Regions from separate parts of the Homo sapiens genome. Here regions 1 and 3 are each linked to region 2. Evidence: chromatin loops called from intact Hi-C (ENCODE). Cell type or tissue: HCT116. All regions are shown on one strand. Region 1 has its middle 65 kb from the start of GALNT9. Region 2 overlaps GALNT9 (polypeptide N-acetylgalactosaminyltransferase 9). Region 3 has its middle 28 kb from the start of GALNT9.

Region 1 (8,000 bases), 110 kb before region 2:
GGTGCCGCCCTTGCTTGGTGGGTCCCTCTTGCCCACCGTGTAGACAAACGCCCGGAGACACAGGTGAAAGCCCACGAGGGGCCCTGGGGAGGGCGGCTGTGAAGACAAACGCCTGGAGACGCAGGTGAAAATCACCCAGAGACGCAGGTGAAAGCCCAGGAGGGTCCCCGGGGAGGGCGGCTGTGTAGACAAAAGCCCAGAGACGCAGGTGAAAGCCCAGGAGGGGCCCCGGGGAGGGCGGCCGTGTAGACAAATGCTCAGAGATGCAGGTGAAAATCACCCAGAGACGCAGGTGAAAGCCCAGGAGGGGCCCCGGGGAGGGCAGCTGTGTAGACAATCACTCAGAGACACAGGTGAAAGCCCAGGAGGGGCCCCGGGGAGGGCGGCCGTGTAGACAAATGCCCGGAGACACAGGTGAAAGGCCAGGAGGGGCCCCGGGGAGGGTGGCCGTGTAGACAAAAGCCCGGAGACGCAAGTGAAAGCCCAGGAGGGGCCCCGGGGAGGGTGGCCGCGTAGACAAAAGCCTGGAGATGCAGGTGAAAGCCCAGGAGGGGCCCTGGGGAGGGCGGCTGTGTAGACAATCAGAGACGCAGGTGAAAGCCCAGGAGGGGGCCCGGGGAGGGTGGCCGCGTAGACAAATGCCCAGAGATGCAGGTGAAAGCCCAGGAGGGGCCCCGGGGAGGGTGGCCGCGTAGACAAAAGCCCGGAGACCCAGGTGAAAGCCCAGGAGGGGCCCCAGGGAGGGCGGCTGTGTAGACAATCACTCAGAGATGCAGGTGAAAGGCCAGGAGGGGCTCCGGGGAGGGTGGCCGAGTAGACAAACGCCCAGAGACGCAGGTGAAAGCCCAGGAGGGGCCCCGGGGAGGGCGGCTGCGTAGACAAATGCCCGGAGACGCAGGTGAAAGCCCAGGAGGGGCCCCGGGGAGGGCGGCCATGTAGACAAATGCCCGGAGACACAGGTGAAAGGCCAGGAGGGGGCCCGGGGAGGGCGGCCGAGTAGACAAATGCCCGGAGACACAGGTGAAAGGCCAGGGGGGCCAGGGGAGGGTGGCCACAGCTGCTTGTTCACTGTGGTCTCACTTCTAAAACTTAGGGACACAGGTTAATTTCATAAAAATGTAAACGACAAGAAGAAGACCAGCTTTTAAAAGCACCAAATCTGTTTCTATTCAGGAAATGAATTCGTGAATTGTTTTATTTCTGCCTTTGCCTCTTACGGAGACTTCTCCTTCACACCTTGCTGGCCAAGCGAGGTGCTTGCGGGGAAGAGGATCGAGTGGGGCAGGCAGAGGTTTTCCTCTTCTCTAGATTTGGGGGTATGGGGATGGTTGCGGTGTAGCAGGGCGAGCCGCGGACAAAACCCCTCAGACACCGGGTTAAGGAAGGATTTGGCTTTATTCGGCCGGGAGCATCGGCAGACCCGTGTCTCAAGAACTGAGCTCTCCGAAGACAGATTCCCTGGCCCTTTTTAAGGGCTTACAAATCTAAGGGGTTCCACGTGAAAGGGTCGCGGTAGGTTGAGAGCACATGTGGTTAGAGTGGGGGGATAATCTTTTAACCTCAGGCCTCTGGTCATCAGTGGCACCGGCTGATCTTGCCACTGACTTCATTCCTGTTATTTTTCAGCTTTTACTTCCTCCTTCTCTTCAGAGACAGGAGACAATAAGAAAAATGGCCTCTCTCCTCAGTAGGGCTGTCCCAAGCACATGGGAGTGGCTGCAGGAGAAGGCCTTGCTGCTGGAGGGGCTGGGTCCCTGGAGATCCAGGGTCCGCGGAGGGGTGGGGACGCAAAGACCCCCGTGAGTCTCCTGCTGCCTCACGTTCCGCGGAGCTGCTCACTCGCTTGTTTCCTGAAGATGTTTGGTCAGTGTCTTGCTGCAACCTCCCGGTCTCGGCAGTGCCGCGGGGGCCGTCGCCTGCTCTGGGGAGTGAGACGGAAGGAGAATGTCCCACAGACGAGGCAGGAGATGGGGGCCGGGGTCCTCGGGCTTCTGACAGGCTGCGGGGGATTTGCCGGGTCCTCCCAGCAGGTGGGGTGGGCACCCAGGCCGCCTCATTTGGACGTTAAGGAAACGTGGGTGACTCCAGAGCTGTGAAGGACCGGGGCCCAAGGTCCAGGTTACAGTGTGTTTCTCTCCCACACACGCTTACCCAGGGCTGGTTTCAGTGTGATGCCGAGGCAGCATGGCTGCGCACTTCAGGTCTGAGCCCCCGGCGCTTCCCTGCCTTCACGTTCAGCTGGTGGTGGAGGCACTGGGCCCTTCTCAGGCTTCCTCTGCTCGGTGGAGGGCCACGCCACCCCTGCCGTGCCACTCCTGTTTCTGTGAACATGTGCATTTTGAATTACGCATATTCAAAGTGCCTGCACGTTTTGGGGGAGCGTGCCACTGCGTCACTGGACATGGGTGCGCTGGCCCCGGGGACAGGTGGTAGGAAACCAGCCAGAGCTGGCTGCGGGATCAAGCATCAGGCAGATTAGAGAGGAGCGCATCCTGCTCATTGGTGCTCATTTTTTTCACACATGGAACCACAGAACCCTCAAAGCCAGGACGATGCGGGTCCCAGGGCGCTGGCGTCCCTGAGATGCCGTATCTGTGGAACATGCAGGAGTGGGCCGATCGGGGTCTCCCTGCACACCCAGCCTTTACTTGGATGTCTCTTGTTTTGCCTCCTGGCATCCTTGGACCCTTCCTTTGGTAACAGGGCCCTGCGTCTTCCTCCAGGAACCTCCCACCCCGCAGGCTGCATCTGGCCCGAGAGGTGCTGGCTCCACCCCTCGCTCTGTAGGGCCAACGACCTGGACTGGCCAGTGAGCAGGTTTCTTCCCCCAGCTGCGTCGGTGGGTCAGAGTGAGCAGGTGACCCACGGGGCCGGGGGGGGCACAGGCTTCCCTGGCACTGGCTGGGGCTCTCCCAGAAAGCATGAGACAAGGGCCTAAGTGTTTGTAGCTTACTGGGAGGCGATCCCAGGAAGCACCAGGGGTGTCTGTCTGTGCATGTTTGAGTTCACATGTATGTAGGTGTATGTGTGTATATGTGCATGTTTGTGTATGCATGCATGTGTACCTGCATACATGCACAGGTGCATTTGTTCACATACATGCACACATGTGTATATGTATGTTCACAATCCATGCACGTCTGTATGTCTATGTGTGACTTCATGTGTGTGCATATGTACGTGCTCACATGTATCTATGCATACACATGCAGCCCATGTACGAGCATGTGCATTTGCAAGTGTGTATGTATGTGTGCACATATGTGTACATGTATGTGTTCATGTCTGGACGTGTATAGCTCTGTATCTGTGCACGTGTGTATGCGGGGCATGTGTGTATATGTGTGTATACAAGCATGTGTGTGGCATGTGTTTACATGTGTGTGGCATGTGTTTACATGTGTCCAGATGTGTTTGCATGTACATGTGCTTGCATGTGTATTCGTGTGTGCATATATGTGTATGTGTGCATATATGTGTGTGTACATATGCATATGGGTTTGCTGGAATGTCTGTGTGTCTGTGTGTGCATGTGTGTAGAAGTGTGTTTGGAAGTGCATGTGTGCATATATGTGTGTGTATGTACATGTGCATATGGGTTTGCTGGCGTGTCTGTGTGTCTGTGTGTGTAGAACGCCGTAAGGATGGAGTTCAGGATTCACTGCAGGCTGTGCACAGCTAAGCGGCTCCCCGGTTGCAACGCACTAGTCAGAGCTGGTCAGCATCACCTCCAGTACAGGTCTCTGTGGGAGGCCAGTGACGGCCTCTGAAGACCTCGGGTCTTAATCCATGGAGCCTGTGGCTGTCCCCGGGTGACTCAGCACCCACTGTCTCAGAGTGACTCAGCACCCACTGTCTCCGGGGTGACTCGGTGTCTACTGTCCCGGGTGACTCGGCGCCCACTGTCCCCGGGGTGACTCGGCGCCCACTGTCCCCGGGTGACTCGGCGCCCAGTGTCCCCGGGGTGACTCGGCGCCCACTGTCCCCGGGTGACTCGGCGCCCACTGTCCCAGGTGACTCAGCACCCGTTCTCTCTTGGATGACTGACTCGGCCTCCCCAGGGTGACTCGGCTTTCTCCTTCACTCTCCCCCAGTGATGCAGGACAGGGGAGCCCCAAACTGGGGCTGAGCCCGGGAGGCTTCTTGGCTTCACTCAGGAATGAATTCAAGAGCCAGCTGGTGGTGGGAGAAGCAGGTTTACAGAGGTGCAGGGTTGCAGCCCCCCCATAGGCAGGGCGTCGAGGGCAGCCGCACAGCACAGTTCTGCAGCCTCATTTATACCCACGCTTAATTTCGTGCAGATGAAGGGGCAGGTTAGGCAGACATTTCCAGAAAAAGGTGGTAACTCCTGGGTCGTGGGGTTGTTGCTATGGAAAGGTGTGGTCGCCCAACGGTAAACGGACCTGGCCCTGGTGGCCTGTCTCATGCGGAGGTGCTTTCGCCTCTCCTTGTTTAGTCAGTCCTCAGTCTGGTCTGGAGGCTCGGTCCCTGCCTCTGGCTCTGAGTCCCGCCTCCCATCTCTCCAGGGTGGCTCCCTGGTGAGTCAGCGCCCGTCCACCCTGAGGATGACCGTCCCCGTCCGTTTGCATGACGCCATCTCACAGTCTCTGTGTCTCACTGTCACTGAGAACTGAGCCCCTTTCCCTTCCCCATCCGGTGTTTTGAGGGGCCTCATGTTCTGCTCTTGAGCTGGCCAGAGCCTTGCCTCTTCCCGAACACAAGTTCTGACCGATGACCCTGGGCTGGAGCCACTTCCAGGAGGGTTTGGCTGCAACCTCTGCCGCCGTCTTGCCCCATGGGGGCAGCTTGTTTGAAACTGGAACTGGGAGAGCAGAGCAGGGCTGGGGAGGTGAGCATCCTCCCAGGTACACCAGGCTCTGTGTCCAGCACTCCCTGAGCCCACCAGCGTCTGGACTTTTCACTGACCTAAATCAACATATTTCCTTTTCTACTTAAGCCAGTCTAGGTTAGCTGCTGCCATCGCAGTGAAGATGGTCCAGTCGGATACGCCGCCTGAACCTCAGCACCACACATGGTTCCTGGAGCCCAAGTCAGTGGGATGTTTGTCATTTGGGTCCCCGGCACCTTCCTACAGGTAAGAGCATCTTCAGTGAGGGTCGTAGACCAGGCTGGAGCCGGTAGGTCCCCCGGGATACCTGCTGCTGGGCGCCATCTGCCGGCTCCACGGTCGTCCGACGCTGAGGCACTTTCTGGGCCCTGTGGCCCCCACGCTCCAGGGTCCACGCGGAGGATCTGAACTCAGAAACTTGAGGACTTCACCTTGCTACAAAGGCATCACAGCCCTGACATCACGCAGCTTTGATAATCCACCAGGTGTTTAATCACAGGGACAGAGCACACCTCAAAGTGGTTTACGCACACACACAAAGAGGAAATTCGCTGACAGGAGTTGAGATGAGAGTGACAGGTTATGGGCTCCAGGGGCGGCGCAGTCCAGGCATTCCCACGATGTCCTGTGGGCTGTGCCAGAACCCTGGGAAGAGCAACGTGGTCGGAGGGTCCCGGGGGAGAGTGGGTGGCGGAGGGTCCCCGGGGAGAGCAGGGTGGCCGGAGGGTCCGGGGGGAGAGTGGGGTGGTTGGAGGGTCCCGGGGGAGAGTGGGGTGGCGGAGGGTCCCCGGGGAGAACGGGGTGGCCGGAGGGTCCCGGGGGAGAGCGGGGTGGTGGAGGGTCCCCGGGGAGAACGGGGTGGCCGGAGGGTCCCGGGGGAGAGCGGGGTGGCGGAGGGTCCCCGGGGAGAACGGGGTGGCCGGAGGGTCCCGGGGGAGAGCGGGGTGGTGGAGGGTCCCCGGGGAGAACGGGGTGGCCGGAGGGTCCCGGGGGAGAGCGGGGTGGCGGAGGGTCCCCGGGGAGAACGGGGTGGCCGGAGGGTCCCGGGGGAGAGCGGGGTGGCGGAGGGTCCCTGGGGAGAACGGGGTGGCCGGAGGGTCCCGGGGGAGAGCGGGGTGGCGGAGGGTCCCCGGGGAGAACGGGGTGGCCGGAGGGTCCCGGGGGAGAGCGGGGTGGCGGAGGGTCCCTGGGGAGAGCGGGGTGGCCGGAGGGTCCCTGGGGAGAGCGGGGTGGTTGGAGGGTCCCGGGGGAGAGTGGGGTGGCGGAGGGTCCCCAGGGAGAGCGGGGTGGCCGGAGGGTCCCGGGGGAGAGTGGGGTGGCCGGAGGGTCCCCGGGGAGAGTGGGTGGCGGAGGGTCCCGGGGGAGAGTGGGGTGGCAGAGGGTCTCCAGGGAGAACGGTGTGGCCGGATAGAGGATGCCTGGGCCCCAGAGCCTGGGAGACTTGGAGGAGTGGACTCGTCATGGTGGCCCTGGGCCCTCGGCCTCTGCTCTCGAGGGAAGGAGAGCAAACGCCTCTCTCGTGGAGGCAACAGTTCTTCCAGGTCTCTATCACCTGCAGCCACCCCCAGTGTTAGAAAGTGTGATGGCTGGGCCCGGTGAGGGGAGATGGTCCCATGAGGCGTCAAGAGCGGCGTTTCGTCTGGCCTGTTGGGCGCCTGTGTTCCAGTGGCGGTGTTTGGGGTCTGGTGAATGGATTGTGCTTATTTGCTGTCATCTCGGCTGCGTCTCGTCTGCTGGGTGCACGTGCTCAGATGGTGGAGCTTGACGGGCGCACGTGCTCGGATGGTGGAGCTTGACGGGCGCACGTGCTCGGATGGTGGAGCTTGACGGGCGCACGTGCTCGGGTGGCGGATCTTGGGGGTCTTTTGCTGTCACCTTGGCTGCAGCCACCTGCTCTCGCTGGACCCTCATCCTGGGCAGCGTCTGGCGTTCTGTTTCCACTCTGAATTTCCCTCTGTAACATTGAAATCGGTACCTCTTTCCTTTTTCTTCCCTCGAAAAGGGAGCTTCTTAGGATAATGTGTTTCACTCTGAAATAGCAAAAGGTAAGAATAGGCAAATAAATAATGATCCCAGCCATCTGAGCAAGCATTAAGGAGGATTTCTGAAAGCACATCCTGGTGTGGCTGCATCCCTGACCACGTCCGGCTGTGCTCGAGTGCGCCTGTCACACACAGCTTTGGAAGGCACCTATCACACATCTCCCATCTGCTTTTCTTCTCAGAGTGCAGGCGTGAATTTGCAGCCAGAGAAACCAGGAGCACCCGTGTTCCCATATGAGGTTCTTCATAAGCAGAGAGGGGTGACGGCTGTGTTAGGGCCTGGACAGGGGAGGGTCAGGAGTGGGGTCAGCTGAATAGGGGGCCTTGGGACCCCTTAACCAAAATTCTCTCCACACAGCCGTCCTCCTCTTTTTCAGTCTGTGGTTACTTAGAATTACTTTCACCTCAGTCAGGTGATGTGGCTCCTCCTGAAAGCAGAGGCAGCAGCCCTGGGCACGGGGAGGCTAGCCAGAGGCTGCAGGGTGGCCCTTGTTGGGTGGACAGGGCCTTGCCCACACCCGTGCCCTCGGCCGGCTGTGGATCTCCAGCCCTGCCCTTCTCTCCCTGGTGCCTCCTCCTGCTTTTGTGACAGTTTGCGGGGGCCTTGAATTGGGACACGCCTGTGAGCTGGGGCTGCGGCACCTCCTGCGTCCCCAGCTCCAGCTCAGCTCACGTGGTGCCTGGTACTCCGTGCAGTGCAGCTTACAGGGTGGTTAACCTGGCCCAGGTAAGGAGGCCCCGAGGCCACAGTCGCCACAGCGGCCACCAGGGGCCATTTGTGCCTCCCCAGAGCCCTTTTGTGCCAGGGAGCGTGGGGTCCTTGGTTTCAGAAGATGAACGCAGGCCATGTTCCAGGCCCCATCCGCACACCCGAGACAGGCAGCCCGTGATTGTCATTGACGCAGTACAAGTTCCAAGCATAATTTCAGAAGAGTGCATGGATGAGAGCTGAGGGGCAAGCCCACCTCCCGTCCCGGCCCTGCCCCGCCCACCCTGTCACCTGCCAGAGTGACACTTTCTGTCAGCCACTGCATTTCCCATCGGCCCATGGCTGTGCCCTCCTGCCTGCCACAGGCCTGAGACCCCCACTCCCAGCTAGACGGGGTTGG
Region 2 (8,000 bases):
TCCCCCTGGGAACAGCATCTCCAAGCCGCGTCTGCTTGCCCAGCACAACTGAGCACCTAGAACTTTCCCTGGCCCGGCCCCCTTGGGCACCCATTCCACACACCCTGACCAAGCTGCGGAGCCTCCCTGTCAGCCCAGAAGTTCCACCGGCTCCTTTCCAGTCGACACTGCCCCACCCCGGGGTCCCCGTCCTGCCCCGATGGCCATGGGGTGGGTTGTGATTCCGTCTGTTCTTGAACCTCACGCCGGCGGCCACACGGGATGAGGTCTCCTGTGTTGATCTTTGGCTTGGCGTCACGTGTGTGAGCCACGTCTCGGCTGCTGCCTGTGTCGACGGCTCGGTTCTTCCTACCCCAGAGTAGCAGCACGCATGTGGATGTGTGTTCAGCTCAAGTTACACAGGCGGATGGTGTCAAGGGCTGGTGGGGATGGTGGCGGCGGCATGGCGTTTAAAATACCTAATCTTAGAGCCGTTGCAATTTTCGGGTTAATATTTTTAACATTAGTAGGCCTGACCATCAGAGCAGTTTCGGGTTGATAGAGACTGAGCGGAGTTCCCGCATCCTCTGCCCCGCAGGCACAGCGCCTGGGCGTGAACGTGTGTGACTGTGTCACTGTCGATGAGCCAATGCTGCCCGATGCAGGAAACTCACTGAGGGCCGTGGCTCACGGGGGGCTGGCGTGCGTGAGTGTGACTGTGTCACCGTCGATGAGCCGATGCTGCCCGATGCAGGTGACTCACTGAGGGCTGTGGCTCACGGGGGGGGGGGGGGGCGCTCACTCAGTGTCACACCTGCTGTGCGTTTGGACAATTGCGTAAGAACAAGTATTGGCCAGTGCAGTGACTCACGCCTGTAATCCCAGCACTTTGGGAGGCCTAGGTAGGTGGATCGCTTGAGGTCAGGAGTTCAAGACCAGCCTGACCAACACGGTGAAACCCTGTCTCCACTAAAAATACAAAAATTTGCCAGTTGTGGAGGCCCACCCATTTACTCAGGAGGCTGAGGTGGGAGGATTGCTTGAGCCTGGGAGGTCCAGGCTGCAGTGAGCTGAGATCATGCCACTGCACTGCAGCCTGGGTGACAGAGCAAGACCCTGAATCAAAAAATACATAATAATAACAGATATCCACCATTGCAGCATCACACAGAGTCCACTGCCTTCAACGCCTCATGTACCACCCATTCATCCCTCCCTCTTCCGCCTGGCACCGCCCTCTCACTCCGCGCACAGCCTTGCACTTTCTGGAATGTCCTGAGCTGGCAGCCTGCCATCTGCAGGGAGTTTGCTGGGCTTGTACCGGGGGAAGCGGCCGTCGGGGAGAGGGGCGGGAGGGGCGTCTCCTGGGTGCAGACGCAGCGTGTCCTGGGCCTGCCTGACCTCCCTCTCTTCCTTTCCCCCAGGCCTTGCCAAGCCCATCGGCCTGGTGGAGGGGCCAGGAGGCCTGGGCCAGGGTGGCTTGGCGGCCACCCTGCGTGATGACGGCCAGGAGGCGGAAGGCAAGTATGAGGAGTACGGCTACAACGCTCAGCTCAGCGACCGCATCTCCCTCGATCGGAGCATCCCCGACTACCGGCCCAGAAAGTGAGTGAGTGACTGCCCCCCATCCCCCGACGCCCGCCGAGGAAGTGACCGCCCCCCACACTGGCCAGGGAAGTGACTGCCCCCCACGCCGGCCGGGGAAGTGAGCGGCCCCCACGCCCGCCAGGGAAGTGACCGCCCCCCACGCCCGCCGGGGAAGTGACCGCCCCCCACGCTGGCCGGGAAAGTGAGCGCTCCCCCGTGCTGGCCGGGGACTGCCCCCACGAGCTGCGGGCTCCTGGGAGAAACGCGCAAAGGTCTGCTGTGGGAAAGTGGAGCAGTCAGGAGCCCCCACCTGTGGGGCCCTCCTGCCTCCTCTGTCTTCCCTGTCTCTCCTCCTCTGTCTCTCCTGTCTCTCTCTGTCTCTCCCTCTCTCCTTCTCTCAATCTCTCTGTATCTCTCTCTGTCTTTCTCTATCTCTCTGTGTCTCTCCCCCTCCCCTACTTTTGGCTGCGGGCATCCTTCCCAGGGCCTAGCCCCAGGCTTGGGGCACTCCTGCCATAGCTGCATCTGGGGATCACGGAAGCTGGGCTGAGGCACCATGGCTCACGCAGCAGAGGCGCCCTGTGTCAGGCCCTGCCAGCCCTGGTCCCACCTGCTGTGGCCTCAGTCACTGCTGAGCTGGGTGTCGCTTGTGTCTGAAGCGAAGGGCATTCCCGTTCCATCCGTGGCCTGCGCACCTCCCATCCTGTCGCCCCCAGGCTGCAAGAGCGGGTGAATCAGGAGCCGGGCCCTGGCCGCCACGGCTTTGCCTCAGTGCCACTCAGGATGGAGCTTGGTCGCTGACCCTCACACCTGCCCTGAGGGAGTAGCCGCGACAAGCGCCAGATTAATTGGCATTGTTGCTCGGATAAAGTTTGGCTGAGCTTGGCCTCTGGGCCTGGGAGCGACTGGCAGGCTTGGCCAGCCCCTCCTGCGTCTCTGTCCGCAGAGCCCAGCCCGCGACAGGATGCTCCCTGGGAGGGCCCCTGGTGGCATTGTCCTGCAGAAGCCGGGCGCTCAGGGCTGCCCAGTGGGGCCGCGTTTCACCGTGGGGTGGTGGCAGGTGGCCTCAGCCACACTTGCCTCCTCCTGGAGCTGCCTGAGGGAGGGCAGGCAGGAGGGCAGCCCCCTCTGCAGCTCCTGGTGTGGTCAGCCTGCCCCACCCGCCAGGGAACCCTGACACCGGGATTCTTGGGCCAGGAGCTCATTTGAGATGGGGATCAGGAGGCTGGCAGGGAAGAGAGGGGAGGAGGAAAGGCGTGTCTCAGCCCCATTCCATTCCTTGTGACTCAGGCAGTGGTTCCCAGGGCGTTCACTCACCTGCTCTGGGGTTCCCCATGTGTGGACAGAGGGAGGCGAGATGCTGGACAGGCCCGCAGGGTCCAGGGGTGCAGGGAGCGCCCCGGGCTGCGTGGAGGTTGGTGCAGGAACCCGGAGCTCCCTGTTCTAGCCAGGTGGGGCCCACTTCACACCCTTCCCACAAATGCGTGCTGGGGACTGATTCTAGGTGTGATGAAGCTTCCTTAGACAGCACGGCAGTGCGAGTGAGGCGTGCCCAGCTCCCGAGGCTCTGATTCCTCCTGGAGGGGGTTTCCCCGAGTCCTTTAGACAAACAGGGCTGAGGCCTGGGCATGGAGGCTTGGACACCTCAGCCACATCCAGAGTGTGACAACATTATTTTATTTTCATTCTACTTATTTTCATGGTTACCATGATTTAACACAAGTGATGCCAGCTTTCCATTTGCAGCGGTGAAATGAAGATTCCCTTTCAAATAAAAAATGCATTTAGTTTTAAAATAGGCCAGTTTAAAGAAACATGCTCCATAAATAAGAACACAGTGGTGTTTTCATGTGGCGCCAGCTACAGGCATGGGGCTGGAATGACTTCGGTTTGGAAAGCGGCTCGTGTGTGTTAGCCAGCCTGTGCACTGAGGGTGCACGGTGTGTGTGTGTGTGCGTGCGCGCGCGTTGTGTGCGGGTGGGTGTGGGTGTGTGCGTGTGCACCTGCATGTGTGCGGGTGTGTGCGCATGTGTGCATGTGTGCACAGGAGTCTGTGTGTGCACGTGTGCACACACATGCGTGGGTGTGCGTGTGTGTGTATACGTGCGTGTGCGTGCATGTGCGTGGGTGTGCGTGCATGTGCGTGTGTGCATATGTGTGCGTGTGTACATGCGTGTGTGTGCATGTGTGCACGTGTGTGTGTGGTTTTTGAACGCTCCTGTGTGTCCTGAATTTGGGGGTGAAATCTGTTTGCTCTCAGGGCTAGCCCCACTGCTGGAGTGAGCACCGTTCTTGGCTGTGAGCCTCCAGGCAGCTGTGTGGCAGGAAGACCCCCGAGACCACCTTGACGGTCCACAACTTGCTAGAAGGACAGACAGAGCCCAGACAGGCTGCTTTTCCCTGCTGTGGGTTCTCACAGCAGAGGACATGGGTTAAAGTCAGCAGAGGGAAGAGATGCCCAGGCAGGGCCCAGGAGAGGCCAGGTGCGAGCTCCCAGGTGTCCCCTCCTGGGGGGGGGTCCCATGGACTTGATTCTCCGGCACCCATGTGTGACAACACGTGCCAAGCGAGGCCAGCCAGGAGCCCCCGAGCCTCGGTGACCATGGTCCTCACTGGGCTGGTCTCGTGGACATGGCTGACCTTGGTCTCCACCCTCCAGAGGTCAGGCTGATGCCGTGAGGCCAAGTGCCCACCGTGAATCCCACCATTGCACAGACCAGCTGGGGCTGCCAAGGCCAGGTGAGCAGGGCTGTCCTCTCCGGCAGGAGGTTCCGGGGCAAGGAGGGGCCGGATGTGGGCGCTCAGGGTGTGGAGGAGCCAGCTGCCAAGTTAACCCTTTCCTGCTCACAGCAACAGTGGAAACATCAGAGCCATCTGACAGAGGAAGGTCTCCAAGTACCCCGCCCCGTCCCCATCATTCCTCCCGTCACCTGGGAGGCTTCCAGCCGTGAGGAAGGCGCGACCCGGGCCCTGCTCTCCCGGCCTGCCTGTTTTATCTCCTAGCTCTTGCTGTAAGGGAGGAAGGCTGCGTCCGGCACTGGTTTTCGAATCCCTGCAGGCCCTCGGTCCCCTGTGGAGTCCTCTGGAGGATCCCAGCACCGCTGTGCGTGACCTTGGTCTTGTTGGCCGGCGGGGGCCCTGTGCGTTGTGGGGTCCAGTCGTGGGGGCCGGGTCGTCTCTGAGTCAGGACTGAACCCGAGCTGGGGGTGAAGCCCTGTGTGACCCTCTGCGTCCCCCCGAGGTTCGTTTTCCAGAGGCCTGGGAGTCTGGACCCGGCTGCTGAGCCAGTGCAGGGTGGGGCGAGGGTCTCTCGGGTCCCATCCTCGCCCCATATCAAGGGGTGGCTTTTCTAGCACAGACGTGGGCCTGCGTGTCACAGACGGTCGTCATTTGCCTCCTGAGGTCCTGTCCCGGCTCCAGATGGAAGTCCACACCCCCCGCTCTGATCCATTTCAGCCCAGCTGCAGATCCCGCCGCCCAGGTCTAAACCAGTCAGAGCGTGAAGGTCACCCCAGACCTAGGGGTTGGCTCAGGGCTGGTCAGGTGGTTTAAGCCAGTCCAGTCAGAGTGAATTCTGGAATTACCAGCGGGCCATCGAGAAAAAAACAGGCAGCCTTTTCCCACAAGATGAAACCAAGGCTGGGAGCTGGGGGAGCTGCAGCAACCTTATCATCAAGAGGGGAGAGCTTGGAGCTTCCAGGGTCCCTCACGAAACCCAAGAAGGGGCCAGTGTCTGAACACCTAGATCCAGCTGTTCCCAAAACAGACCCACTTGACTTTGCAATAAATTACCACATGCGTGCACACACACATGCACACGCACACACACGCATGCACGCACACACGCACACACACGCACACACGCGCACACACGTATTTTTAGTTTTTTCTTTAAGCACATCTGAATTGGGTTTTCTGTTCTTAGAGCTGCAGGGGTCCCATTGGATTCCCCCTCTGTGGGATGTGGGACCCCAGGCCTGGCCTTGCTGTAGTGGAGCTGATTCCCCCTCTGTGGGATGTGGGACCCCAGGCCTGGCCTTGCTGCAGTGGAGCTGATTCCTCTTCTGTGGGATCAGGGACCCCCAGGCCTGGGCTTGCTGTAGTGGAGCTGATTCCTCCTCTGTGGGATCGGGGACCCCCAGGCCTGGCCTTGCTGTAGTGGAGCTGATTCCTCCTCTGTGGGATCAGGGACCCCCAGGCCTGGGCTTGCTGCAGTGGAGCTGATTCCTCCTCTGTGGGATCGGGGACCCCCAGGCCTGGCCTTGCTGCAGTGGAGCTGATTCCTCCTCTGTGGGATGTGGGACCCCAGGCCTGGGCTTGCTGTAGTGGAGCTGATTCCTCCTCTGTGGGATCGGGGACCCCCAGGCCTGGCCTTGCTGTAGTGGAGCTGATTCCTCCTCTGTGGGATGTGGGACCCCCAGGCCTGGGCTTGCTGTAGTGGAGCTGATTCCTCCTCTGTGGGATCGGGGACCCCCAGGCCTGGGCTTGCTGCACAGTGGGGGCTCTTGCTCTCCTTTTGAGGGTTCAGCATCCTGCTGCCTCCCCCCAGGTGTAGGTGGCCGCTGCTGTAGGAAACCTGTCTGCCAAGATAAAGTCTGGCAGAAGTGGCCAGTCCCAGCTTTGTTTTTACGTCACAGAGAACGACATCGGGATGAACCTTGACAGAGCCGGCATTTGCTCTATACCCTCACTGATAGAAACCCAGTTTATAGATACTCTGGTTTGAAGGCACACAGCTCTCTGCCTCCTGAATTAGAGAATGTGAATTTTATATAGATATTTACACATGTATTTATATCCCATTTCTTTCCCAAAAAAAGTGAGGAGGCTTTGACACCAGTGACACACACACTCCCACACCCAGCCCACCCCTGCACACGTGGCTGAGAAGCTCGAATGCGAAGGAGGCCTCCTGGCCCCTCGCCTGCCCCTCACGAGCCCTGCCCACAGTCTCTGAGGCTCCACGCCCAGCCTGGAGCTTCCCCGGTGCCTGCGGAATGTATCACAGGGAATTGTTCACGTGCAACAGCCCTCACAAGCGTACCACTTAGAACGCAGACCCCGGTGGACGCTGGGTCTTATCCATCTTCCCAGGAACCACTTTCCTAAAAGGAGCTTGGGTGGAGAGACCCTATCCCGGCGCGGCTCAGCGAGTGTGGCTGGGAAGCGTCTCCACAGTGCCTGGCCTTTCCCTGGGGCCACTGAAGAACCACTGGCTGCAGGCGGCTGGCTGCAGGGGGCTGGCTGCAGGGGCCTGGCTGCAGGGGGCTGGCTGCAGACCACGCATCGCTCCCTTAATCCCTGCAGCAAGGCTTAGAGGCAGAGCCTCTTATTGTCCCATTTTACATATGGGGAAACTGAGGCAGGAAAGGTTAAGTCTCTTTATTCAGATCCCACAGAGAGTAGGTGGCAGAGCGGGGACGTGGAGTCTAGAGATTTGGCAGAAAAAGAGTGGAAACCTCAGTCATTCTGAGGGACCAGACGGGGGTGCAGGCTGAAAGCTGAGCCTGGGAGGGGCTGGGGGGCCACCCTGAGGGGTCTCTTCCCCGGGGTCTTGTCTCCCTCTGGGGTGGGCTCTGTCCCACTCCTTCCTCTGCTGGCTCAGGAGTCTGGGGGCTCCGCCTCCTTTCCACAGCTGCCGCCTGCCAGCCTCCTCCCTACTCTGGGCTGGGGGCACGGCCTGCCTCTGTCTCCAGCCCTCCGGGGAGGACGTGGGGCCCCGTTCCCCTAACCGCTCTCAGAAGCTTCCACGCGGGCCCCTTCTGGACACTTTGCTTCACAGACACAGACAGGGCAGCGGCAGAACTTGCAGATCACAAGGTTCTGTTTTCACCCAGTCTCTGTGCTGCCAGGCCACAGGTCCTCAGGAATGCCTGTGAGGCACATCTGTCTCCAGGGCCTCCTGTGAGTGTCTCCTGTCCTTCAGGCATCTCCTCACCTTGGAGAAGAGACATTTGTGTCCCTCATCCTCCAAAACGAAACCCCTTACTGCTGGCCATCCTGATAGTTCAGTCAGTAAGACATAAAATCCAATTAGAAATGGCTCAACCCAAAAAGGGAATCTGTTGACTCAGGCAACTGAAAGGTGGGGCTTCAGGCATGGCTTGATCTAGGGGATAGTCCAGCCCCTGCCTGCTCTCAGGTTAGATGTACCTTGACTGTCAGGATCCTTGCAGGAAATTGATGGTGCCCTCACGTGGACACAGGCAGAATCCAGGAGACCTGGTGGACACTGGGCATCCAGGAAGTGAATTCAGGAGATTTGGCAGACACTGGGCATCCAGGAAGTGGATCCAGGAGACCTAGCAGACACTGGGCATTCAGGAAGTGAATCCAGGAGACCTGGAGGACACTGGGCATCCAGGCAGGGACCACAGTGAATCCAGGAGACCTGGCGGACACTGGGCATCCAGGAATTGGATCCAGGAGACCCA
Region 3 (8,000 bases), 74 kb before region 2:
GAGGGCAGACAGCACAGCGAGGCGTGAGTGTGCGGGCCGCTGGTGTGGGTGATGGAGGGCGCAGACAGCACAGCGAGGCGTGAGTGTGCGGGCCGCTGGTGCGGGCGGCGGAGCGTCCCCGCTGCCTGGGGTGGGTTCACTGCACAAGCTGCTCTCCTGGGCTGTGTCCTGGGGACAGCTCAGGTCTGGACTTTGGCCCAACCCACGCAGCCCCGCCCGGACCTGTTCCCACCTGGCCAAGCTCCCTGCTGGCTCCTCTCCCCTGGGCTGCCTTCACCCGCACACTGAGTGACCCGACGCCCGCTACACAGAAGGTCGTGTCGCAGTGGGGGGTGCCCAGGTCTCCCCGTGGGGCGGAGGGAAGCCTCTGTAGCTGTGGGCTTGCAAATGTGAGATGTGGGTGCCCAAAGGCCCGGCAACGGTCCAACAGGGCCGCCTTGGGGAGCACGGCCTTCAGAACGCCTCGTGGGGAGAGGTGGCGTGTGTGTAGCTGGGACTAGGAGGGAGGGTGGGGAAGGTCATGCTGGGAGCATCTCCGGCGCTTCCTCAGAATCCCAGCCGCTCAGGGCATCACAGAGGCCGCCCATCCCAAGAAACGCCGCGGAGGGGCTGTGGAGGGCGCTGTGGAAGGAGGGAGCATCGGGCCGGGAACTGCGTGGCCATTGTGGCATTCCAGCTGTGGCATCCCCGCCACCCCCCCAGCCCTGGCCCAGCCTGACCCCCAGGGCTGTGCAGCCCCTTCCAGCGCGTTCCCTGCACCTGCTCTACACCTTTCCCTCCTGAGGCCAGCGCGTCGGAGGCCGTGGCGCAGCGTGTTCCCAGTGTCAGCTGTGGCAGGACCCCCTTTCTGTGGAGGCCGTGAGGATGATTACAGGCTGCCATTCACGCAGACGTATTTTCTCACCGTTCCGGAGGCAGCAAAGCCACGATCAAGGTGTCACTGGTTCCTCGGAGGCTGTCGGGGTGGGGAGTCTGCCCCAGGCCTCCCTCCTGGGCCATCTCCATCTCCCTGCACCAACCTCTACGTCCAAATCTCCCCTTTCCATAAGCTCGGGAGGGGTGGGGCCAGGCCCTTCTGTGTGTCTGGCTCTGGGATGGGGGTGGCTCCTGCCTGAGGCCGATGAGGACATCCCAGGGAGGCCCCGAGGGCCCCTCTGCATCCCAGCCCTTCCCGCCTTTGTCCTTCAGACCACACGGGTCACAGACAGTCAGGAAATGGAGGTGGCGGTGTGTCTCCTTCATGCAGTGGGCTCCTTGGCTGAGCTGTGCAGTAGTCTGTTCATTAAGCCTGGCCGCAGCATCCTAGTAGCTTAATTATGGGCTTCATTACAAGGGAAGATCAATAGCCAGAAGGACAAAAGCTCAAAGATAATGGAAACAAATAAAGTACTTTGTCTTAGGTGACACTAAAGCTGTCTGGTCTGACAAATCCTCCTCAAGTCCGGCCTTCTGGCTCCTCCGAGGGTCCATTTGGGTTGAATGGAAAACAGCCGTACACCCAGCCCAGAGCAGGCTGTGGATGGAGCTCCGGGCAGCACTGTACTCCCTACCCCACGTGCCTCTGATGTGGGTGCAGATCATGGTGCTGGACCAGTTTCTGGGCGAGCTGGGGAGATGCCTCTGCATTACCCGTGTCCTCCGGGGACCCGGCCGCCCTTCTCCTCTGAAGACACCGTGGTTGACACACATCTCAGTCCCCAGGGGACCTGGCCGCCCTTCTCCTCTGGGGACACTGTGGTTGACGGCCCTTCTCCTCTGGGGACACCCTGGTTGACGGCCCTTCTCCTCTGGGGACACCATGGTTGACGTACATCTCAGTCCCCCAGGGGGTTTCCAGTCTAGACGGAAAGACAGACGTGAATCACGTCATCACACCATGGCATTTCTGCAAACTCAGCTGAGTGTGAAAGAAGGAACACGGTGGCCAAGAGAAAGCCAGGCCATCCTGACCCATCCTGGGGTGGGGGCTGAGGTTGGGAAGATGAGGGCAGTGACCCCGATGGAGGGGACAGCAAACCCCAAGGGGGGAGAGGGACTGGCCCGTCCGAGAAACTCGGAGAGGACCAGAGGTTAGAACGTGGTGAGACGGGGGGGAGAAGGAGGCTGTGAGCCGCAGATGTGGCAGGGGCTTCATGGATACAGGCGAGGGCAGGCCTTTATTCCCAAAGCTGCAGAGGCCGCTAGGACTGTTGGGGGTCCCTCGAGGACAGAGGGGGCTTAGGGTGAGGGCAGCTGAGTGTGAGGCTGCACAGGGCCCACGTCCACCCATGACAGTGAAGCCTGAGCACACTGGGCCGAGAACGAGCTGCTGTCCATGTCCACGAGACTCACAGAGGCGGCTGCTGTCCACGTCCACGGGACTCGCAGAGGCGGCTGCTGTCCACGTCCACGGGACTCGCAGAGGCGGCTGCTGTCCACGTCCACGGGACTCGCAGAGGCGGCTGCTGTCCACGTCCACGGGACTCGCAGAGGCGGCTGCTGTCCACGTCCACGGGACTCGCAGATGAGACTCACAGAGGCGGCTGCTGTCCACATCCACGGGACTCACAGAGACGGCTGCTGTCCACGTCCACGGGACTCACAGAGGCGGCTGCTGTCCACATCCACGGGACTCACAGAGGCGGCTGCTGTCCACATCCACGGGACTCGCAGAGACGGCTGCTGTCCACGTCCACGGGACTCGCAGAGGCGGCTGCTGTCCACATCCACGGGACTCGCAGATGAGACTCACAGAGGCGGCTGCTGTCCACGTCCACGGGACTCACAGAGGCGGCTGCTGTCCACGTCCACGGGACTCACAGAGGCGGCTGCTGTCCACGTCCACGGGACTCGCAGAGGCGGCTGCTGTCCACATCCACGGGACTCGCAGAGACGGCTGCTGTCCACGTCCACGGGACTCGCAGAGGCGGCTGCTGTCCACATCCACAGGACTCGCAGATGAGACTCACAGAGGCGGCTGCTGTCCACGTGCACGGGACTCACAGAGATGGCTGCTGTCCACGTCCACGGGACTCACAGAGACGGCTGCTGTCCACGTCCACGGGACTCACAGAGGTGGCTGCTGTCCACGTCCACGGAACTTGCAGAGGTGGCTGTGGAGGCTGAGGACAAGCTGCTGTCCACGTCCATGAGACTCTCAGAGGCGGCTGTGGAGGCCACAGGATGGATGCGGTTCTGCTGCTGGGGGCAGGGACAGAGACCCTGAGGGAACACAGTGGGTTTCAGTGCCTGACGGCCACACCTGGGCTGACCACCTGCCTCCCGTGGCTCCTACTATAGACGAAGCATCCCTGGCTCACTCAGGGGTGATGCGAAACCTGGCAGCTTCCCCCAAACATCCCCGTAGACAGCCGGGCCCTGCATGAGGCAGGCAGTGCGGGACGGAGCTCCCAGAGAGAGGGGTTGCAGGTGCGGCCAGGTTCAGTCCAGAGCCTGGAGGCCTTGGCTGCTGTGAGCGTGGAGGGGGATGAAGACTAAGATGACCATTTCTCCAGCTTCTCCATTTCTCAGGCCAGAAACTTGCCCGAGAGCCTCCTCGCCAAGTCCGCCCCACGCTGCGCAGCCTCCACTGTGCAGTCCCCTTGCTGTTGCTGCTCTGAGGGACCACGTTGAGTTCCTGACCATGGGGCCTGACCTCACAGGGCGCCAACCCAAGCGAGGCCAGTCAGTGCCCTCTGGGGCCTCTTCCCTTGGAACCAGAGACGATTTGGTTAAAATACAGATTCCCAGGCAGCCGTCATCTCTGTGGCCACGTGGGGGCTCTGCTCTGTATGGCACCAGCCCCTGCCGCCTGCACCCAGCTCTCCCGGCTGCCCGTGGACGCGTCTGGGCGGCTCCCCCCTGGTGGCTCCAGCCAGAGCCAGCATCGCCGGCAGCCTCCTCCCACTCCTCAAGTCCGATGGCTGGGTGCAGTCACACAGCCACCCCTCGCTGCACGGGAGGGTGGAAATGCTGTCTTCATTCTGGGAGCCCCGTGCCTGGGCCACATCACTGCCAGGAAGGTGAAGAGCAGGTGGGTGGGTGTGGGAGGACGGCCCTCAGACGGTGCCACAGAGGTCCCCTCACTGAGCGCAGGGCGGGGGGCTTCCTGCAGCCGCAATTCCTGCAGCAGGGCACAGAGGCAGCAGGGAGCGGATGGGGCTGGCAAAGGGAGAGAGCAGCCAGGTGGGACGCGAGCTTCCAGCTTCCACTGCCATCTCCCCAGAGTTAGATCTTGAGGGTTTATACGCGCCTCCTAATTAGGCAGGTTCAGGTGGGTTCCTACCACTCACCAACACCCTGACAGCGCATGGGGCCAGAGGGAGCCGTGACCATTGCCACGTCCTCTACTTGCGCTGAAGGCCTCGAATCCCCCGTTCATTTGGTTCCCATGGGCTCCTGCGTAGTGTTTCTTCTGCACGAGAGTTGATTCTTTCCCACACTCACCCCAGCTCACCCTGCCTCAAGAATTCCAGGAGGTCTGGGCTACCCAGATGCACGGAGCAGGGACCCAAGTCCGACGGCCGTGGGGGTTCCAGGAGTGGGCTCTGCCAGCCTGGGCCTGGCTCACGCTACATGGAAGGTTCTGCACCTGCTACCTGCCCTGCACCTGCCTGGCATTCCCAGGACCACACCTGCCATAGGTGCCCCACCTCGCAGAGCACTTTCTGCCCCCCGAGTGTCTCGGCTTTTTGCCCCCTGAGTGTCTCGGCTTTTTGCCCCGAGTGTCTCGGCTTTCTGCCTTCATGGGAAGAGGGCTTGGAAGACTCTTTTTCTTTTTCTGGTTTGTGTTTTGCAACGGCCTGAAAGCAAGCTGTTCTGTGTCGCTGGAACATATGAAAGGAAGTGTGATCCTCCACACACAGTTGCTCCCGGGCACAGACCCTGGGAATGCAAAGTTTCAGGAAGTAAACACCAACAGATCCGAGTCAGAAGCGCCAGATGGTGGGGCTGGGACGGCGGAGCCAGCTCCTCGGAGGCGGGTGCGTCCCCCGCCGAGCTGCGTGAGTCACTCTCTGCAGGGCCAGGAAGCTGCTGCCTCCCTCCTCCGACTCAGGTGCCTCCCAGGAACCCAGAAGGAGGGGAGGATGATGGCAGAGCTCACGTCAAGCCGCCAGCATCCCTTCTTCTGCACAGGGTGTGAAACGGGCACACTCAGCCGGGCAGCATCTGGAGCCCTGCCTGGGCCCAAGTGCATTCCTCGTTTCGCCAAAGTGAGTTCAGGTAGATTTTCTGTCACTTGCAACCAAAGCAAACCTGAAAAATGCAGCGTTGTCTGGAGCCCGAGTCGCTTCCTTCTCCTTTGTGAGGAACTTCAGGTTTATCCGAAGTGACTTAGACACGACCAGGCTCCAGCCTCCCGCACAGTTTGGGGCCCGGCAGAGATGAGGTTGGGCCAAGACTGTCCTTCTGCTGGGGCCGGGCAGGGGTCTTGGGTGGATTCGCACCAGGGCTGGCTCACGCATGGATGGAGGAGGGAGCTGCCCCACTGGGGGGCTGCAGAACAGATAGCACTCCCAAATCTACTCCCAAAGCGGATGTTCTGCATGTGGGGCCACCGCCCAGATTGCAACCCAATCCCCATGTCTGTCAAAGGCAGCCACACCTGTCTCAGAACCTCAGCTGGGTTGGAGAAGGCCCTGGTGGGTACAGGGGACTTGGAGCCCTGAGCAGTGGGGACTCCAGAGTCTCTGAGGTGGTAGGGGCGGGGGGCGGCACCGGCTTCCATCTGCTTTTGAATACTCAGGAGAAGAGGGGACATTCCGACAGTATCTGCCCCTGGTGAGGATACGTTAGACTTCAGTTGCTGTGCTTCCTGAAGCAACTGAAGAAGTTTACGTGAGACGGACTGAGGGCTGCCGCCTCTGTGGTTTTCCACTGGCCGCCACTTCAATGGGTGGGGACTGGTGGGCTCAGGGTGGGAGGGTCTGGAGGCCGCGACAGCACCACTGAGACCAGACCTCAGGAGTCCCTGGGCCTGGGCCTGGCTTCAAACCACGCGGGAGGCTGGAGCCTGGTCGTGTCTAAGTCACTTCGGATAAACCTGAAGTTCCTCACAAAGGAGAAGGAAGCGACTCAGGCTCCAGACAACGCTGCATTTTTCAGGTTTGCTTTGGTTGCAAGTGACAGAAAATCTATCTGAACTCACTTTGGCGAAAGGAGGAATGTGCTAGAAGGGTGTCATGCAATCAAGGGCAGGAGCCCGTGGCCCAGCTCCAGACTCGAAGGGGTCCACGAGCTCCCCAGCGCCGGGTCCTACGAGCTTTTCCCTCCCCAGGCGGGAAAGGCCGGCAGCTCTGTGGTCCCCGTGCTCATGGGATCTGTCACTGGAGTATCGCCTCATTCCCTGTCCTGGCCGGCTGGCTGGTCCGCAGGCGTGCTGATTCCACGTGGAGGCTGCCCCCCGGCGTGCGGTGGAGCAGGGGTGGGTGTTTTCCCAAAGGGTGGGGTCCCTAAGGAAGAGGGTGCGAGGGCTGGGCAAGGTCGCAGCAGCTGCAGAAGCTCAGTTCTCCACGGTACCCGCATCCCTGGCTCTGGCACCCCATGTTCAGGGAACCAGCCAAGATCCCCCCATTGTTCTCCAGTGAGAGACCCCACCTTGGCTTGGAGACACCGCTGCCTCCCTCATATGACGCTGGCTGAGCTGAAGGGTCTGTGTGCCTTGGCCTGGACAGTAAGAGCTCCTGTCCCCTGGGCACACCAGAGCCCATGGTGCCAGGGCCTCCCTGCGAGCTCCGGCCGGGGAAGGGACGGCCCCACGGGTCTCCGCCAGGTGCACCCTTCCACCCCATGCAGGTGGGCCTGGCGGACGAGGCACCCGCCAGAGGGGCCTCTGCGGAAGGAGGGAGAGACCAGAGACCAGGCTCCCCAGGCTCTGGGGCCTTGAGCAAGCTGTGCCGCCATCTCACCACCCTGCACCTGCACTCAGGGGCTGTGAATCCCACGGGCTCTGCTCCAGCCCCGAGAGCTGAGTTTCCTGTTACTTGCTACAAAAAGCCCTGAGCAAGCTGCCAAGTATTGAGTCGGAGGACGACATCGCCGGCACGTGGGGGAAACGCTAGCTGCTGGGGCGGACGCCGCTGCTAATCTCAGCAACTTCATACAAAATGTTCGCCCTCGGCATCAAGAGGCCACGTCGTCATCCAGCACAGCCACGTGGCTGGTCGGCGGGGGCAGGGCGCGGTCCCTGGTGGCCCAGGGGTCTCTGAGTGACCAGCCTCCTCCTCTGTCGTGTGTCCCCTTCTGACCCTCTGAATCCTCGTCACTCAGCCAGAGGCTGGGAGCAGGGCGTGAAGACAGGTGGAAAGAATTCTGGAGCGCCAGGCCTTCAGGGACGCCCACGCCTGTCAGGGCCCAGCCCCGTGGGAATACAGTCCCGCTGCACACCCACGTGGAACTGCAGAGGCAAGGCCTCCCGGCTGCCTGGCCATTCCTTCACTGCTGGCTTCGTGTTCACTGCTGTGCTGATGGCGGAGCTGGAAGCCTCCTCGCGGGACACCGTCTGCCCCTCTGCAACCTGGAGACAGCTGGGCCCCGACCACCCCTGCCCAGCCCTTGTCACGCCATATTCTGACCCCCGCAACTCTCTGTGGACTGACGGAGGCAGTGGCGGTGCCAGGAAAGTCCCGCCACACTCTTCACGAGACATTTGAGGCAGACACAGGGGAAGCCGTTCCTACCCCCGTGCTAATGGACCAATCACGTCTCAGTGCAACGGCGAGGTGCCATGCGTGCAGCTGCCCCGGACACGGGAGGGAGGCTTAGCAAAAAGTCATTTCAGGGCCAGGGCCACTTCCTGATCAAAATTCGGGATTACTGCTGTAATCACTGCTGGTGGAACGGGGCCACGGACCCTGCCCATGACCGCCTCCCTTGGGGGAAGCCAGACAGAAAAGCCAATTTTCTGTAATCCTTCCTGTCTCTCCAGATGATGTTGAGCTGTGGAGGAGATTAATCAGAACAACACAGGTGGGTCTGCGCCAGCCCCCAGCGCCCAGCCCGTCATGCCTTCTTGCAGGTGT

Evidence for each region. Peaks named below come from ENCODE experiments on the same cell type or tissue, not always from the same donor. Only the 100,000 strongest peaks of a DNase experiment are listed, where the experiment ranks them.
Region 1: it touches region 2 in a loop (3-fold over the local background); 4 of 110 quality-filtered maps call a loop at or near these places.
Region 3: it touches region 2 in a loop (2.9-fold over the local background); 3 of 110 quality-filtered maps call a loop at or near these places.

The regions. Positions count from the first base shown.
Region 1 is chr12:132,390,126-132,398,125 of GRCh38, reverse strand. No RefSeq gene overlaps it. Among named protein-coding and RNA genes, the nearest start is that of GALNT9, 65 kb to the right of the region's middle. In HCT116, no CTCF peak of the experiment used is centred here; DNase peaks (open chromatin) are centred at 4,081 and 4,505; H3K4me3 peaks cover 1,693 bases; H3K27ac peaks cover 1,285 bases.
Region 2 is chr12:132,279,834-132,287,833 of GRCh38, reverse strand. It overlaps GALNT9 (polypeptide N-acetylgalactosaminyltransferase 9), which reads left to right. Exons shown (of 11, transcript NM_001122636.2): 2 at 1,404-1,584. It overlaps GALNT9-AS1 (GALNT9 antisense RNA 1), which reads right to left. Exons shown (of 4, transcript NR_024563.1): 4 at 6,934-8,000. Among named protein-coding and RNA genes, the nearest start is that of GALNT9-AS1, 8.4 kb to the right of the region's middle. RefSeq lists enhancers at 178-1,377, 2,096-2,749, 3,404-4,057. In HCT116, a CTCF peak has its summit at 3,424; DNase peaks (open chromatin) are centred at 773 and 1,228; H3K4me3 peaks cover 4,392 bases; H3K27ac peaks cover 4,036 bases.
Region 3 is chr12:132,353,862-132,361,861 of GRCh38, reverse strand. No RefSeq gene overlaps it. Among named protein-coding and RNA genes, the nearest start is that of GALNT9, 28 kb to the right of the region's middle. In HCT116, no CTCF peak of the experiment used is centred here; a DNase peak (open chromatin) is centred at 4,971; H3K4me3 peaks cover 514 bases; H3K27ac peaks cover 1,597 bases.